2 separate regions of the Homo sapiens genome follow, and region 2 is linked to region 1. A link is a loop called in an ENCODE intact Hi-C map of the cell type or tissue named here. Cell type or tissue: natural killer cell. All regions are shown on one strand. Links, peaks and the distances in the headings refer to the core of each region. The heading gives the core; the rest is flanking DNA.

Region 1 (2,500 bases), core at 1-2,500:
ACATTAGCATCTGCCACAGAGGTTTAATAAACAAAGTCTCTATGGTTAGCTAAATTAAAATTAATTCCTAATAAGAGAGCAGGAAGTGCTTAATGACTGAAATATTAAAGAACCCCTTGAACAATCCACTCATATTTCTTATAGAGGAATTAAGAAACAAAGGGGAAAGAAAAGAGGCTCTCTTTTCTCATGTTGAGAAATGTTCTGAGAAAGGCAGACACATGGGAGGTCTTACTATGTCAGCTTTTGTGTCCTGCAAAATAGCCCCAGTAAGCTTTCCTTATTCAAAACATAAGCCCAGTGATCTAACCAACCCTCAGGCACTGTACTTTTTCTCATCTTTCTTTAATAACTAACATTCTTGGAATAAACGATTTCACTTGCTGCTCCCACTTCCTCATCACTCACCTAAAAACAAAAAACCTTTTTAGATTCCAGCTTTGACCATCATTATTCTAATCACATTTGTCTTCGTTAACAATAACAATTGCTTTTTTCAAGTACCTTACAAAACTTTCTTTGCAGCATTTGATTTTGTTACACAGAACTCCTTCACAGTCCTTTCTCTTTCGAGGTTGAATCGTGTTGATTTTAATTTGCCATCTTTGCCTTTGTCTGGAATTTTTTCCAACAACTTCTAAATGTAGGCATTTCTTAAGCGTCTGTTCTTGTTTGTGTTTTATTTCCTCTCTACATTCGCCTCTTCAGCTATTTCATCTGATTCTTGAACCACTCTGTATATGGCTTTTAATAGTTGATCTTCACTTTTCACTCCCTCTTTGGCTTTAGACCTAAATTTCCCAGACCTCAAACATATTAAGATGGATTTTATCAATTGTCCCATCAACATTTGCTTCTCATCCCCTGTTCCCTTTCTTCATCAATGCTTCTAATCTGATCCGTTTATCTAAGCTATTTCTCTCTGACACACAGGCATTCAGTGACTTCACAACCACTGCGAATCAGCCTCTCCTGTTTCTACCTTCCACATAATTGCTCTTTGTCCTACTTTCTGTTCTTTTTCTGGAAAATTATGAAAACTTCTTAAACAATCTTGGTTCATTTAACTAAAATAATCTTTAAGAGGTACAGCAAGGACCAAACAATTTTCTTGCCCCTTATATGTTGAACCATTTTAGGGTGCCACTTAGAGGGTCCCGCACATTTTAAACTCTTTGCCCTAAATGTACTTAATTTTTCAACCAAGATATACAATCAGCCTGTCCTCAAATTGCCCTTCTTCAATTTCAAAATCAGGTCTGCTGCTTCTCCCCATGTAGATTGATTGCTAAGTAGCCCCCCAAATTTTAATTTATTTTATTTCCTCTCATTTACGTTAGTACTTTATCCATATGTATGCTAATTATTTAAGAACTACTTATAAAAGTAATCAATTTAAATTTTCCAAGGAGGAGTTATCAGAGAAATTGATATTTCCACTTCTTAAGAAAAACCAAACAGGAGAGGGAGGGGTATAGTCACGTTGCCCCACAAAGTTGGTCTGCCATCTAGTGACAGCTCCATCACACTACAAGCCTTGTCTTTGACACCTGGAGTCTGAGGCTCGGCCTTCAAATTTTCCTCAAGGAATGTGTCAAACAGTCCTTTTATTCCCCCTCGGATAACATACTGTCATAAGGTAAAATATTGCATATTGCTTAATTTTTATATGAGATTAAACACTGTAAACAATTAATTTAGGACTAATTATATAGATCAGAGAAAGGGTAGGATGTGAAATGTTCATCTGTGTTAACGTTGATCAGTGAGGCATATGGGTCTACTTTGAAAGAAGAAATGTAGAGGAATACCTGAAAGCTTGAATAAATCTGTGAGAAAGTGTGAGACATTTTTTCTTCTGAGCTAACATACATAACATACCCAGCAGAGTGATATTAAAATAATAAACATTGCTTATCTGAAGCAGCATAGGTTTGGAGGCAGTTTGTCACTGTCACCTTTGTGAGTTGGAGCCGAATACTCAACCATTCAACATGACCACTTTCACATTTGAAAACGTAGGGATAACAATATCTTTGTTGTCAGTATAAGAAAAAATATATATAGACACTTCGTTGAGAAGAGGCTCCCAATAAATAAGTGATAGTTTGTTTTTAATGATTACCATCCTTTTCACTTCTGATGATGTGTATGGAAACACATATCTAAATATCAAGCTTTGAAAATCTGTTATTTTTAGATCCTCAATTTGTTTCTTTCTCATAGTGTGGAGTGCATGTGTTGATAGGTATCATTATTTTCAGTACCTGGTGAAAGGTTACATGCCTATTCAGTAAATATGTGACCAAAATGATTACAAAATAAATTATCCATATTAGGCATTAAAAGCTTGTATCTACTATAATGTAAAAGTATTTTAAAAAGTAAGTGGTTCATACTTACAGCTTTCCAGTTGCATTATACATGTTTGTACATCCATGGGAAAATTCTTGAGATCCATTGGACAGGAAAGTGTTAATGTTAATCTGAAAGTCAAAGT
Region 2 (10,215 bases), core at 7,204-9,703, 350 kb before region 1:
GTCTTTTGTTATAGGTGTCATTCACCAATTGTCAACTTCGCAATTGGTATGAAAAAGATACTACTTTTTCTCTCCTGCACATCTAATGAAATTCTTTAGTTGAAATCCTTAGGTGTAAACCAATAATATCCCCAATCTTTGTTTTGTACTAACAGTCTTGACTTTTTCTAAATCAAATACATCCCTGTGGATTATTACTCTCACCTGCATGGTCTTCAGAAAAGAAAAATAAAATTACTCTACTGGAGATCACAATGACACAATATTCTGTAAGTGGAGCTGCCTTATAAAACTATTTTTGTTCCATTCTTTCACAGCTATTTTTAAAGTTCTGTTTTTAGAATTCACAGTTCTGCTCTTTGGGACTTCAACTACAAAGTGAAGTATTGCCGGTTTTTTTTGTTTTTTTTTTTTTTTTTTGAGACGGAATCTTGCTCTGTCACCCAGGCTGGAGTGCAGTGGCATGATCTCGGCTTACTGCAAGCTCCACCTCCCGGGTTCACACCATTCTCCTGCCTCAGCCTCCCGAGTAGCTGGGACTACAGGCGCCTGCCACCATGCCCAGCTAATTTTTTATATTTTTAGTAGAGACGAGGTTTCACCATGTTAGCCAGGATGGTCTCGATCTCCTGACCTCATGATTTGCCTGCCTCGGCCTCCCAATGCCATTCTTAACATTTAATTTAAACTTGCGGCCAGGAGTTCAAGACCATCCTGGGCAACATAGTGAGATCCTATCTCTACAATTTTTTTTTAATTAGCTGTGCATGGTGACATGTGCCTGTAGTCCCAGCTACTTGTGAGGCTGAGGTGAAAGGATTGCTTGAGCCCAGACGTTCAAAGCTGCAGTGAGCTATGGTCACACCACTGCACTCCAGCCTAGGCAAGAGAGCAAGACCCGGTTGCAAAAAAAAAAATTCTTCCTGCATTCAATGACATCGCCTTTCATTTTGGCCATTTCCTCCCCTCCCCAGTTGTGACCTCCATACTGGGTTATGCTCCAGGTCCCTGATTCCTTTTCAGAAAGTCTCTGTAATTGGAATTGGAGGTGTGAGAGGAGTTCACAGTCACACAAAGCCTGCTGAAGTATGGTAAGCCTTACTCACACAGGCAACTTTTAACTGTGATGACATCTCAGTAAAATGTTATACAACTACGGTGTCATTTAAATATTCTGTGACATTTTCAGAGGAAACTTTCCAGTACATAAAATCATCTCGTGTTACCTGAGAGAATGACAACTCTGTTTTTAAAATTACTCTGAAATTCCTAGAAAATCAAACCAAACCGAAAACCTCACTATGTTTTTTATTTTACTGGTAAATAAATATTTTTTCTTGGTCATATTTAGGTTATGGTGAGAGTTAAGTAATATGTCTGAGAGTACATTATTTACCATAAATCTTTGTACAGACACTCCTATTTTATTAGCTATTTTCAAAATATCAGAAACTAATAATTCCCCTTCATTTCTACAGGGCAATAGTGATCCTAGACCAAATTCCTTCCTTTTTCTCTCCAAATTGGTTATGATACTGCTTCCTCAGGTTGGTCCACTATATTTAGGCGTGAAGGACAAGGAGAGACAAGCTGTCACTGGTCAAACAAAACAAAACAAAACAAAACAAAAAAAAACACAGATACAAGGGCTTTTCAGGTTAGTCCTAGAGAATTTCACAACATTCCAGGGTTTTCACTGCTTCTGTGAGTAAATTTTCTTTCCTGCTCCCATGCAGGAAATGGTTCAGCATCGTCAAGCCATTCAGGCCTTCGTTACTGCCATGTTTTGAATGTGCCCCCCCCTCAATTTCATGAGTGGGAAACCAAATTTCCTATGTGGCAGTATTGAGAGGTGGAACGTTTAAGAAGTGAGTGGTTCATGAGTGCTCTGCCCCCTGAGTGGATTAATCTACTCATGAGTTAATAAATTGATGGGTTAATGGATTAATGGGCAATCATGGGAGTGGAACTGGTGGCTTTCTAAGAGGAAGAGAGGCCTGAGCTAGCACGTTAGCATGCTCAGCCCCCTCACCATGTGATGGTCTGCACTGCCTCAGGTCTCTGCACAGTCCTCACCAGGAAGAAGGCTCTCACCAGACACTGAGCCATGCCCTTGGACTTCCAAGCCACCTGAATTGTAAGAAATTTCTTTTCTTTATAAGTTACCCAGTTTCAGGTGTTCTATTATAAGCAACAGAAAACAGACTAAGACAGCTATGTTATGAAGACTCATTTTTGAAAAAACATAGACATGATCCTTAAAATAAATACATATGTGTGTAGGTGTATGTGAGTTACACAATTCTAAGATTGCTTGTCTTCAAATTATACAACAAAATAATTAACATGAAAAAGAAGCACAGTATAATGTTATTATTTTTCAGAAAAAGCTGTTAGACTAGGATGGAGAAAGTGATGTCATGTAGTCAAGGGAAGTCTTTGATTTAAAGGGGGATCTATTTACTTATTGCACATATATAAACAGCTTTAAAGAATATTAAACCTACTAAGCTACTTATGGTTTTGCTCTGACAACTACTTCCTTTGGTTTTTGGTTTCAGTTGGCTTCTCTGAGTCATCTTGCTTCTCTGAACAAGTGAGGTATTTGCTGTCAGTGATGTGGGCTGAATCAATACAGTGTCACTGTTTATGCTTTAAATTGATGAGTTTTCAGAAGGTGGCAGTGGTATGAGAGCCAGTGATTCAGCTCACCCTAGGATTGTTAACAGAGGTTAATATAGTAGATAAACGGTGTGTTCTATTTTTCTTTCAAAATAATGATATGTTAAAAATATTATGAACATGGAAAAAGCTTTCAATAAAATCCAGCATCCCTTCATGAAGAAAACCCTCAACAAACTAGTCATCGAAGGAATATACCTCAAAATAATAAGAGCAATCTATGACAAATCCATAGCCAACATCATACTGAACAGGCAAAAACTGGAAGCATTCCCTTCAAACTGGAACAAGACAAGGATGTTCACTGTCACCATTCCTATTCAGCATAGTACTGGAAGTCCTAGTCAGAACAATCAAGCAAGAGAAAGAAACAAAGGACATCCAAATAGGAAAATAAGTCAAACTATATGACTTCATGGATATGATTCTATACCTAGAAAACCCTAAAGACTTCACCAAGAGGCTCCTGGAACTGATAAATGACTTCAGTAAAATTTCAGGATACAAAATAACTGTACAAAAATTAGTAGCATTTCTAAAAACCAATAACATTCAAGCTGAGCGCCAAATCAAGAACGCAATTCCATTTACAATAGCCAGCCATATACAAAAATTATGTAGGAATGTGTCTAACCAAGGAGGTGGAACATCTCTACAAGGAGAACCACGAAACTTTGCTAAAAGAAATTACGGATGACACAAACAAATGGAAAAACATTCCATTCCATGCTCATGGATACAAGAGTCAATGTTGTTGAAGTGACCATACTGCCCAAATTATGGTCATCAATCTATAGATTCTGTGCAATTCCCACCAATATCATTTTTCACAGAATTAGAAAAAAACAATCCTTAAATTCTTATGGAACCAAAATGGAGCCCAAATAGCCAAGGCAATCCTAAGCAAGAAGAATAAAACTGGAGGTATCACATTACCCAACTTCAAGCTATACTACAGAGCTGCAGTAACCAAAACAGCATGGTTCTGGTAAAAAAACAGACACATACACCAATGGAACAGAATAGGGAAGCCAGCAATAAAGTCACACAGCTGCAGCCATCTGATCTTCAACAAATTGGACAAAAATCAGCAATGGGGAAATGACTCCCCACCCAATAAGTGGTGCTAGGAAAGCTGGCTAGCCATAGGCAGAAGAATGAAACCGGACCCCTAGCTTTCACTATATATAAAAATTAACTTGGCTGGGTGCAGTGGCTCATGCTTGTAATCCCAACACTTTGGGAGGCTGAGGAGGGTGGATCACCTGAGGTCAAGAGTTTGAGACCAACCTGGCCAACAAGGTGAAACCCTGACTCTACTGAAAATACAGAAATTAGCTGGGCATGGTGACAGGTGCCTGTAATCCCATCTACTCGGGAGGCTGAGGCAGGAGAATCACTTGAACCTGGGAGGCGGAGGTTGCAGTGAGCCGAGATGGTGCCACTGCACTCCAGCCTGGGCAACAGAGTGAGCCTCTGTCTCAAAAAAAAAAAAAAAAAAAAAAAAAAAATTAACTCATGACAGATAAAAGATTTAAATGTAAGACCTCAAACTATGATAATCCAAGAAGAAAACATAGGGCGTTCTAGACATTTACCTTGGGAAAGAATTTATGACTAAGTCCTCAAAATCAATGGCAACAAAAACAAATTGGCATGTGGGACCTAATTAAACTAAAAAGCTTCTGCACATCAAAAGAAACTATCAACAGAGTAAGCAGACTACTTACAGAATGGGAGAAAATATTCACAAATGATGCATCCAACAAAAGTCCAATATCCAGCATCCAGAGGAAACTTAAACAACTGAACAAGCAAAAAACAACCCCATCAAAAAATGGGCGAAAGTCATGGACAGACACTTCTCAAAAGAAGATACAAGAGGCCAACTGATATATGAAAAAATGCTCCATATCATTAATCATCAGGAAATGCAAATCAAAACCGCAATAAGATACCATCTCACACCAGTCAGAATAACTATTATTAAAAATTCAAAAAAACAACAGATGCTGGTGAGCGTGTGGAAAAAAGGAACACATACTCTGTTGGTGGGAAAATAAACTAGTTTAGCTACTGTGGAAAGCAGTCTGGAGATGTTTCAAATAACTTAAAACAGAGTTACCATTTGACCCAGAAATCCCCTTACTGGATATATATCCAAAAGAAAACAAATTATTCTACCAAAAAGGCACATCATGCGCTCACCTGTTCATTGCAGCACTATTCACAATAAGAAAGATATGGAATCAACCTAGGTGTCCATCAACATTGGACTGAATAAAGAAAATGCAGTACATGTACACCATGCAATACTACACAGCTATGAAAAATAATGAAATCATGTCCTTTGCAGCAACATAGATGCAACTGGAGGCCATTATCTTAAGCAAATTAAGCAGGAACAGAGAACCAAATACCACGGCCTCACTCGTAAGTGGGAGCTAAACGTTGGGTACTCGTGGATGTAAAGATGGGAACAATAGAAACTGGAGACTACTGGAGGGAGCAGAGAGGGAGATACATAAGCATTGAAAAATTATTGGGTACTATACTCAGTATTTGGGTGACGGGATCATTCATACCCCAAACCTAAGCATCTTAGAATATAACTAGGTAACAAACTTGTATATATACCCCTGAATCTAAAATAAAAGTTGAAAAAAATACGAATTAGACTTATATTCATAATTGATAAGTAACCACCGTGCTTTAAGCTTCCATACAGAATTTTCTTTGCTGGTAATAGTTTCTTATATATGCTAATTAAGTTGGTAAAACTCTGCTATTCTTCCATAGAATATTTGCCTAATCTGTGTTTCTTTCTCTTAAAATATCAAATAAACTTAATTTTCATGGGTTTGCTAAATATTTTTGCTCTGTCTTTAAGAGTTAGGTCAACCGAGTTGTTGGTGTTGAAATTCTCCAGCATTCAAACTATGGTTGGTCATTATGGAGACTGAAACTGTTTAGTCTCATATGCCTCTGGTAGCAATAGTTTCTCTCCCATCTCTATTTTGCATGTTCTGATTTTGCTTGTAGACTATAAAATGCAATCTAGCATAAGGACTGCCTTTATTGCTTTTTAATCCTAGCATCTAACATAGCATGTTTTGCAGATGCTCCTCAATTTACAATGAGACTGTCACAATAAACCCATCATAAGTTGGAAATACTATAAGTCAGAATACATTTAATGTAGCTAACCTACTAGACATCATAGCTTAGCCTAGCCTACCTTAAACATGCTCAGAACATTTACATTAGCCTACAGTTGGGCAAAATCATCTAACACAAAGCCTGTTTTACAATAAAGTGTTGAATATCTCACGTAATTTATTGACTATATTACACTGTGTAGTATAGTACTGGTTTACCCTCATTATCACCTGGCTGACTCAGGGCTATGGCTCACTGCCATTGCTCAGCATCTAGAGAGTGTCATACTGCATATCACTAGCCTGGGAAAAGATCAAAAGTCAAAATTTCAACTCTGGTTTCTACTGAATGTGTATCGCTTTTGCACCACTGTAAAGTCAAAAAATCATAAGTTGAACCATCCTGTCTGGGACTGTCTGTATACATCTTTGAGCTCCACAAATATATGATATTAATAATGGTACAATATTGTAAGTAATATTTTAAATTTTAGAAGAGTAGTACTTACTAGAGGAGTATTTCCTGTGTAACTGAGCACTGTGATAAATCCACCTAATACTTTAGCTCACTTGTTCCTCATAACAATCCTATTTTACAGATGAGGAAATGCACTTAGACTAGGAAACTTGCCCAAGGCTTAGGATAAATATATTTCATCTTAAAAGATAGGTGTGATTCGAGCTGTCACTGGCATTATCAGACTTTTTATATCAGATTTTATTGATGATAGATGACATAAATTGGGTTCTTAATATGTTAAGCATTGTTCTGTTAATTAACTTATCTTCACAGCAACATAAAGAGGGAGGTAGATTATTACTTGTATTTTGGAGATGAAAAATGCCGACATTGAGGGGTTTAGTAGCCAGGCCTCAGAGGTCCTGTAGCTAGCTGCTAAAATACCTTGCCAGGATTTAAATCATGGAAGTCTCTTCAATGGTATGGCTCTCTGCTGATTTGTTATACAGCCGTTTATTTAAAATTAGGTTTTAACCCAGCACATGATATGAAGATTATTTAAGATTTCATTTCCCATTTTGAATAATTTTCTGTGTTTTACTAGCCAAAGACATTTAATGTTAGTTTTCATTTTGATAAAATTATCTCATCAATATTTTTACATTACTGTCATCAAAAGGCTGTTGTTGAGATTAATCATGCAATGTGTTTAACTAGAAGATGAAATAAAAGTCACATGTTACACACAAACACACTCAACTGATTTTTAACAAAGGTACAGAAACAATTCCAGGGAGGAAGGATTTTCTTTTCAACAAATGGTGCTGGAGCAATTGGACATTCTAAAAAATGCACCTTGACTAAAACCTCATACTTTATTGAAAAATTAACTTAAAATAGATCATAGGCTTAATGATAAAATATAAGAATATAAAACATTTAGAAAAAAATCAAATAGAGAATATCTTCAGGACTTAGAGCTAGGCAAAGAGTTCTTATTGATTACACCCAAAACATGATATGTAGAAAAAGTTTTTTTATAAATTGGACCTTGTATTAGTCCATTTTCACACTGCTAATAAAGGCATACCTGAGACTGGGCAATTTACAAAAGAAAGAGAGGTTTAATGGACTTACAGTTCCACGTGGCTGGGGAGGCCTCACAATCATGGTGGAAGGCAAGGAGGAGCAAGTCACATCTTACATGGATGGCAACAGGCAAAGAAAAAGCTTGTGTAGGTGAACACCTCCTCATAGAACCATCAGAGATCTCATGAGACTTACTCACTCTCATGAGAACAGCATGGGAAAGACTCACCCTCATGATTCAATTATCTCCCACCAGGCCCCTCACACAACACATGGGAATTCAAGATGAGATTTGGGTGGAGACACAGCCAAACCATATCAGACCTCATCAAAATAAAGTGTTTGCTCTGTGAAAAACCCTGTTAAGAGAATGAAAAGGCAAGCTACACAGTGAGAGACAATATTTTTAAAGACCATATAGGACAAAGGGATTGTATATAGAATATATAAAGAATTCTTGAAAGTCAACAGTTTTAAAAATACAAAATGATCAAAAGACAGACACGTTTCCAAAGAGGAGTGGATGGCAAATAAGCACAGGAAAAGTGTTCAGAGTCATTTGTCATCAGGAAAATGCACATTCACACTACAGTGAGATACCACTGTAAACCTATCAGGATGGCTAACATTAAAAATAGTGGGCCGGGCATGGTGGCTCTTGCCTGCAATCCTGGCACTTTGGGAGGCCAAGGCAGGTGGATCATCAGGTCAGGAGTTCAAGACCAGCCTGGCCAGCATGGTGAAACCCTGTCTCTACTAAAAATGCAAAAATTAGCTCAGTGCAGTGGCACATGCCAGTAGTCCCAGCTACTTGGGAGGCTGAGGCAGAAGAATTGCTTGAATCCGGGAGACAGAGGTTGCAGTGAGCCGAGATCACATGCAACGGCAATCCAGCCTGGGCAACAGAGCAAAACTCCGTCTCAAAAAAAAAAAAAAAAAATTAGTGATAACACCAAATGCTGATGAGAATGCCGAGAAACTGAATATCTTTTACTTTGTGTGAATCAAAAATGACAGAACCACTCGGGAAGTAACTTGGCAGTTTTTAAATAGAAATATATGTACCATTTTTGTAACTTCATATTAATCTATAATTATTTCAAACAAAAAGTTAAATTACCTGTCAAAGTAAGATGAGAATGAGTTGTTATTGTATTCATCATTTTGTTGCAATGTTTAAAATAACATCATTGATAATGTACTCATAGTAGATATGTGTGGCTATTTTTTAAAAGTTTTTGTCTCAAGTTGCTTCATATTAAAATGTCTGAAACATTCTAGCATTTCAAGAATAAAAATTTCCTTTAAAATGTTAGTCATGACCTGGCAAAATTTTTTTTTTAATTCTGAACAACCACTGGGTGGCAGTAAAGGCTTGGGTTTTTGTTCATTTGCCTGGTGTTTTGTTTTTTTTTTTTTTTTTTTTTTTTGGAAAGTTGAGAAAATAAGGAACTAATTTGGTTCTGCTCTTAGCAAATAAAAAAATCTGTAGTGATAGATATTATTGCTGATTGGCAAGGTTTAAGCTGCAAATCCAATCATTAAGAAATAATATTTGTATAAGTTAAAGCAATAAATAACACACACTCTAAGGGATCATATGCAGAGTAAAACCTTATAAAAATAAACCTTGGGCTAACAGTCTGAGACGAGATGGACAATTCTAGAAAAAAAAGGAGTTTGGCATTGCGTGTTGTAATGGCATGTGGGATTTTCTGGTTCAAAATTTTACTGGCTTTCAGAAATTCTAAACAACCCCTTTATTTTTCTGTTTCCTCTCACTAATAATTAATTACACAAAATTCAACTAGTCTTCATTTCTTATTTGGAAAATAGTTTTCCTCTTTTAAATGTATATTAAAATGTCAGAATATGAGGAGAATGATAGATTCTCCTCTATAGGAGACAGAATATATCACATTTTGAAATGTGATGAGTAGATACATTTTGAAATGTGATATCACATTTCAAAATATTAATGTCTTTTTATCTTGACAAAACTGAGAGAAAACCTCTATACAACCTGTTGCATTTTTCATAAAGTTTACTTGCCAGGAGCAAATTGAGACATTGACTTTAATAGCAAGTTTGATGAGATCCTATGCTTTTCTTCACAGCTTAACCTCATTAATGCATCTCATTCTAAATATATATTATCATCAAGGATGAGGCATTTATTTGCATATGTTACTGTTCTTTTGTGTCATCCTAATGTCATATAAAATAAAACAATGGATATTAGGTCTGGCACTACCCAGGTAGAAGAGTCACATTCAAAACTTCTGCTGAATATTCATAATAGTATTGTCAAACCAGATTTCCATGTGAATCAGGCATCAAAACAATTTACAACCAAAAGGTCCAGTATTTAGTCTGTCTTCTCAACCTTATGGCTGCAGGACAGTGAGGATGGAGCAGAATGTCTGTAATGAGACAACTACAGTGAGGTTGGGATAATAATTCATCATATCATTGTGTGATTTGAGTGTGATGATGCCGTGAAAATGCTTAGCACTGTTCCTGGGTGACAAGAGCAAAACTCTGTCTCAAAAAAAAAGAAAAAAAAAAGAAAGAAAAAAACAAAAGCTATGCCCTGATCACCTTGGGTATATGTCATCAGGACGTCCTGAGGCTGCGTTATGGGCATGAATCCTCAACCTTGGAAAAATAAACTTTCTAAATTAACTGAGACCTGTCTCAGATATTTGGGGTTCACATTTGGGTGACCACAAAGGGATTCTGCATGGAGATGCCCCTGACCTTTGACAAATCTCCTATTGGTGTTTGGTACCAGCTTGAGCTATCTTTATGGCTCAAACCAACAGA

The links. A loop is a pair of places that touch in the nucleus more often than their neighbours do. Peaks named below come from ENCODE experiments on the same cell type or tissue, not always from the same donor. Only the 100,000 strongest peaks of a DNase experiment are listed, where the experiment ranks them.
Region 2: it touches region 1 in a loop (24-fold over the local background); 57 of 110 quality-filtered maps call a loop at or near these places.

Annotation. Positions count from the first base shown.
Region 1 is chr4:174,713,085-174,715,584 of GRCh38, forward strand. It overlaps GLRA3 (glycine receptor alpha 3), which reads right to left. Exons shown (of 10, transcript NM_006529.4): 5 at 2,404-2,486. Among named protein-coding and RNA genes, the nearest start is that of GLRA3, 110 kb to the right of the region's middle. In natural killer cell, for the core only: no CTCF peak of the experiment used is centred there; a DNase peak (open chromatin) is centred at 1,517.
Region 2 is chr4:174,356,450-174,366,664 of GRCh38, forward strand. The region is part of intron 2 of LOC105377547 (a long non-coding RNA gene); the gene reads left to right. Among named protein-coding and RNA genes, the nearest start is that of MIR4276, 62 kb to the right of the region's middle. RefSeq lists an enhancer at 2,137-2,266. In natural killer cell, for the core only: CTCF peaks have their summits at 8,737 (motif pointing right) and 8,941; a DNase peak (open chromatin) is centred at 8,762.